Regions from separate parts of the Homo sapiens genome. Here region 2 is linked to region 1. Evidence: read pairs that join two places in POLR2A ChIA-PET (ENCODE). Cell type or tissue: GM12878. All regions are shown on one strand. Each heading gives the region's core, and the rest is flanking DNA. Links, peaks and the distances in the headings are about the cores only. Region 1 overlaps GLT1D1 (glycosyltransferase 1 domain containing 1). Region 2 overlaps GLT1D1 (glycosyltransferase 1 domain containing 1).

Region 1 (2,813 bases), core at 31-2,530:
AGTCAAGCTATTTGACTTAGAGGCATTTATCCAAGAGAAGTGAAAACATAGGTCACCAAAAAACCTTGCACAAGGATATTCATAGTAAATGTATTTGTAACGGTTAAAAATGGAAAACAAGCTAAAAGTTCATCAATAGAAGAAGAGATAAACAATTTGTGATATATGGAATGAAATACACCATTCCAAAATAGAATACTAAGAAAAAAGGTCTACAGATACACACAATAGGGATAAATCTCAAACACATTAGTTGAACAAAGAAAGCCAGATACAAAAAATTATTCAATGCATGACTCCACTTAGATGAAGTTCAAGAACAGGTAAAACTAATCTAAGATAAGAAAAATTAGACTAGGAATCGCCTATAAAGAGACAGAAATTAAATATGGAAGAGGGCATGAGAGAACTTTCTTGAGTGGTGGAAATGTTATCTATCTTGATTGGGGTATTTGTCACATGGGTATATACATTTGTCAAACATTTGCCTAATTTTACACTTGAGATCTCTGCATTTCACTGCATACAAACTATAGAATTATTTTAAAAAAAGGATGAGTTCACTCTATTCTACTGACATAATGAGCAAAGAAGGCAGGTTAGAGTAGTAAGTGAAGCTTGACTTTGTCTTTTAAACATCATTATTTACATGTAAATTGTTGAGAAAGATCACATCAAACATTAATAGCAGTTTCTTTTTGGTGATGAAATTTCAAGTGATTAAAATTTTTGTTGCATTTTTTGGCCAGGCCCAGTGGCTCATGCCTGGATTCCCAGCACTTTGGGAGGCTGAGGTGGGTGGATCACCTGATCAGGAGTTCGAGACCAGCCTGGCCAATACGGCAAAACCCCGTCTCCATTAAAAATACAAAAATTAGCCAGGCATGGTGGCGCATGCATGTAGTACCAGCTACTTAGGAGGCTGAGGCAGGAGAATCACTTGAACCCGGGAGGTAGAGGCTGCAGTGAGTCTAGATCACACCACTGCACTCCAGCCTGGGCAACAGAACGAGACTCCATCTCAAAAAAAAAAAAAAATGTGTTGCATATTCTGATATTTTCTCATTTTTCTACAATGGTAATTTAACTACGTGTATAATTAGTAAAGTAAAATAAAATGAACACATGAGGTTGTTATTCTTATAAAGAACAAATGTCACAGGAAATGATACTGAAAATTTGGAAAGCAGGTGCTAAAAACAGCATCAGAAAGGGCCAGAGCCCCTGTCTCTCTGGCTTTCTAGCCCTGCTGTTCCTCAAAAGGATAAAACTACTCATGAAGCCGCAGACAGAGGGAAATGAACCTTGTTCTCTCTGACAACCACTTTTTCAAAACCGCATGAACGTCACAAGCTCCTGAAAGTAACTGACAAGATGCACTTCATCAAAATCCTCTAAGAAGATCTCATGTCTCACCAGAGCGTTGAAGAAAGGTATTCCAGTTAAAAGCGGCGTTTGGTGTTGTTGCAATTCCTGGGTCAAAGAAACAAAAAAAGGGCAAGTTCACTTTGAAGCGACTGCTGAAATACAATGAGTTATTTTGTGTTGAGGCTTATTATTATTATTACTATTATTCTTATTATTTTGAGACAGAGTCTCGCTCTGTCACCCAGGCTGCAGTGCAGTGCCACGATCTCTGCTCACTGCAACCTCCTCTTCCCGGTTTGAAGCGATTCTCCTGCCTCAGCCTCCCGAGTAGCTGGGAGTATAGGCGCCCGCTGCCACACCCGGCTAATTTTTGTATTTTTAGTAGAGACAGGGTTTCACCATGTTGGCCAGGCTGGTCTCGAACTCCTGACTTCAAGTGATCCTCCCGCCTCAGCCTCCCAAAGTGCTGGGATTACAGGTGTAAGCCACCACACACGGCCCACTTGTGTTGAAGTTTAAATAACAGTAGCACCTGGTTTTTATAAAGCCGCTCGATGCTCTGAGTGTGTCACTGAAGTCCCATGAATCCTTCAGCACAGGAGGGTTAAAAAGAGCCCATGGATTCCACATGAGAAAAGACGCACCCCTTTCAGCCCCAGGATCCATGACAGGCCCAAACGGGGTTAGGGGTTAGACAAACCTTGAGTTCCTTAAAAATGCCAGGAAGTAACAGGTTTCAAAAACACTGTCAGCTAAGCCCCATGTGAAAATTATACCTCCCTGTAAAATTCCCACTCTCAACCCTCACCAACTCATGCCTGATGGTCTGTTGGCTATTACTTCTTCAGAGAGAGAAGTTACATTTAATTTTTGCTGAAAAAAAAAATGACTATTTTACAATTTAGAAATTCAGAGGCAACGTCTAACACGTTATCTTGGTAACAGAAACATTTTGAAATTTTATAAAATGTAAGTAAATCAAGTCATCTAACCACCTCCAAAATCCACCTGCATAATCGTTATTCACACTGAATCATACTGACAGCGGCTATTTAACAAGCGCCCATTTCAAGCCAGCCCTGGGCTCCGACTGCATGTAGGCGCTTTCCATACTCCACTGTAACCCTTAAAGGCCCACTGAGCAGACTGCTTCCTCCAGTTTATCCAGCTGGACACTGATGTTCAAAGAGGTTAAACGCACTTCAAAATGCGCAGGGTGGAGGTGGTAGACGCTGTGTTCAAACCTACGCGCTGCCTCAGAGCCCAGGTTTTTCCTGCTGCACCAGCTAAAAATGTCACTGAAGCCAATGCAGCAAGGACACGGTGATGACAGGATGCCGTGCCTCACTAAGGTGCGCCTGAGCACCATGGAAGTCCTCAGGAGGCCCGAACGCCTGGCCTCAGCCTCTGCACTCGTTCTAACCTGAGCTTGGGGCCAATTACAT
Region 2 (2,813 bases), core at 51-2,550, 52 kb before region 1:
AGGCAGGCGGATCACGAGGTCAGGAGATGGAGACCATCTTGGCTAACACTGTGAAACCCCATCTCTACTGAAAATACAAAAAATTAGCCAGGTGTGGTGGCAGGCGCCTGCAGTCCTAGCTACTCGGGAGGCTGAGGCAGGAGAATGATGTGAACCGGGAGGCGGAGCTTGCAGTGAGCTGAGTTTGCGCCACTGCACTCCAGCCTGGGCGACAGAGCGAGACTCTGTCTCAAAAAAAACAAAGCAAAACAAAATCCACATAAGTTTTGCATTAACCTCCAATGTAGTTCACACATGCTTTGTCCCGAGTTTCCTCTGGGCTTAACTGGAAATCCAATCAACGCAGCAGGATCTGCATCTCGGATTTCATGCTGAGGACCTACTGTGTGCTGTGCACGGGCTGGTGCTTACACATCCTGGATGCGTTGAACTTCCAAGAATTATAGATGTTACGTTAAAACACTTTTAAAACATAAGAGAGAAGTAATATGTTACATAATGTTGGCCAGTGGCCTCCCCAAATCCGTAAGTAGAACGTAACTCGAAGTAAGAGTGAGACGGGAATTTCTCCCTGGGTTCTCAGTGCTCTGCACCGGGTGGGAATCCTGCTGTGGGCTGATCCCAGCACTTAAACATAAGTGCTTTCCATATTCCACGGCTTCCCCTAGTGCACAGCGCTGCAAGCTGTGAACGCGGTTGAGTATTGGCAGGTTTTTTTCCAGGGGAAGGGAGAGGCAATAGTGCATGTGCCCTCCCTCAGCTATTCCCCAAAGAGAGGTCATGATCTCCACTCTCCCGAAGAAGCATCGAGCAGAGGGCAGGAGAGGTGTCCAGGATCACTCAGCTTCCAAGAGCAAAACTTGAGATCTCAGCGCAGCCCTGCCTGAATGAAAGTTTGGAGGCTGATGTTTTCTACCGGGCCTCACATTTCCCAAACATTAAACCGTTGACTGACTATTAAAGCCATTAGCGTTTGAAGAAAAATAAGCTATCTTTAGTGAAAATGCAAGTCACATAGAACACTATGGCCAGAGCCCAGCCCATTCTGGATAAATGCTAGCTCTGGTCAATGTCATTATTCCAGAACTTATGTTTTTCTATAGCTGTGCACCATACAAACAGAACCTCCAAGCAAAATAGGTTTGAGCTACACTTTAAAAGTCTGACCCTGGGACAGTGTATAGATTCACAGCTTCTATTAAATGTCAAATGGATTTTAATTTCGAAGCTATAAAACAGAGCAATAAAATACCTAGGAAAATAGCTCAACCCTTTTCTACTTCTTAAAAGGAGAAATAACAGGATTGTGGCGGTAAAGAAAAAATCAATCTTTAGTAGGTTTGGAAAGCTTTGCTTAAATTGAAGTTTTCCAGGGGTGAGGTATATAGAAATAGAGATTATTCTGTTCCTACCAGGGCTGAATATGTTTAATCGTCATTTTTTAAAAAAAAATTAAAAATGGCTTTTTATTCAGTTCAGTAGGCTGTCCTCATAAGCTCCCTAAAGCAAACTTCCCTCCAGATTCCCATTATCTTTGTGCCAACAGCTGCCACCCCCACCCCGGGACCCTGTGCTCACCATTCACCTGTCAACACACATTTAGTGCCAGGTGCTGCCCAAGTGCTGGGGCTGCGTGCAGAAGAGCACAAAACCCCCCAGATGAGGCCTCACTTCCCCATTTTACAGTTGGAGAAACTGCTCTCCTGGATCTAACAGTCTGAGGAGGTTGGGGAGGAGGGTGTGGGGAGCAAGCAGTGTGGCACCGTGACACATGCCAGGAATGAAATAAGATAGGGAAGGGTGGTGAAAAGAGGCTGGGGACTCAAGTTACCTGTGAGGGAGGAGCAGAGATGCCCACGTGGCCGCAGAGCAGCAAAGGCAGAGTGGTAGGCAGTGGTTAGCTCAGGGACAGCTTGGTGGCCATCAGAAAAAGTTTGGACTTTCTTCCAAGTGCAGCCAGCCACCCCTGGGGCATTTCAGGCAGGGATGCTGGCTGGTATGCACGCCCTCTCAGCTCAGCCCTGGCTCCCAGGAGCATTCTGCTGTCTCCTTCTCTCCAATTGCACCAGGGACTCCTACTCCCAGCCGCTCATTGAATACAGAAAGATGCAGTGGTTGCAGGGGGAAAGAGAAACGTAAGGTTTTCTCCAGTAAGACCCTATGAATCCCCTTGAATGATCTTCCATCATCTCAAATGTGATGCATTAATTACCTGAAACAGTCCTCTTTTTGGAGGTCCCATCTCTGCCACTGTGAACACATTCTTTCCTCCTCTGCAGCCAGCTGCATTGGCATCACTGGAAACTCTTCCCTTGCCTTCTTCCTGGAGCTAGTTCTCTTTTTCTTTATTTTTGAGACAGGGTCTTGCTGTTATCCAGGGTGGAGTGCAGTGGCAAGATCTCAGCTCACGGCAACTTCCATCACCCAGGCTAAAGCGGTCCTCCCGCCTCAGCCTCCCCAGTAGCTGGGACTACAGGCATGAGCCACCACATCTGGCTTTTTACTTTTTCTTTTTTTTTTTTTTTTTTTTTTTTTAAGCAGAGACAAGACTTTGCCATGTTGCCCAGGATGGTCTTGAACTCCTGAGCTCAAGCAATCTGCTTGCCTTAGCCTTCCAAAGTGCTAGGATTACAGGTGTGAGCCACCATGCCCAGCCTCTGGGACTAGTTTTCTATTGCTGCATAACAAATAGCCACAAACTTGGGACTTAGAATGACATCCATGTATTGTCTCATGGTTTCTGCAAGTCAAAGTCCAGGCACAGACATAGCAGAGCTGACTTTTCAGCTCAGCATCCCACGAGCCTGAGATCA

What was found. Peaks named below come from ENCODE experiments on the same cell type or tissue, not always from the same donor. Only the 100,000 strongest peaks of a DNase experiment are listed, where the experiment ranks them.
Region 2: POLR2A ChIA-PET joins it to region 1 with 5 read pairs; 4 of 35 experiments call an interaction of 5 or more read pairs at or near these places.

The regions. Positions count from the first base shown.
Region 1 is chr12:128,913,593-128,916,405 of GRCh38, reverse strand. GLT1D1 (glycosyltransferase 1 domain containing 1) reads right to left here. Exons shown (of 12, transcript NM_001366886.1): 6 at 1,417-1,473. Among named protein-coding and RNA genes, the nearest start is that of GLT1D1, 62 kb to the right of the region's middle. In GM12878, for the core only: no CTCF peak of the experiment used is centred there; a DNase peak (open chromatin) is centred at 1,295.
Region 2 is chr12:128,965,433-128,968,245 of GRCh38, reverse strand. The region is part of intron 11 of GLT1D1 (glycosyltransferase 1 domain containing 1); the gene reads right to left. Among named protein-coding and RNA genes, the nearest start is that of GLT1D1, 110 kb to the right of the region's middle. In GM12878, for the core only: no CTCF peak of the experiment used is centred there; no DNase peak of the experiment used is centred there.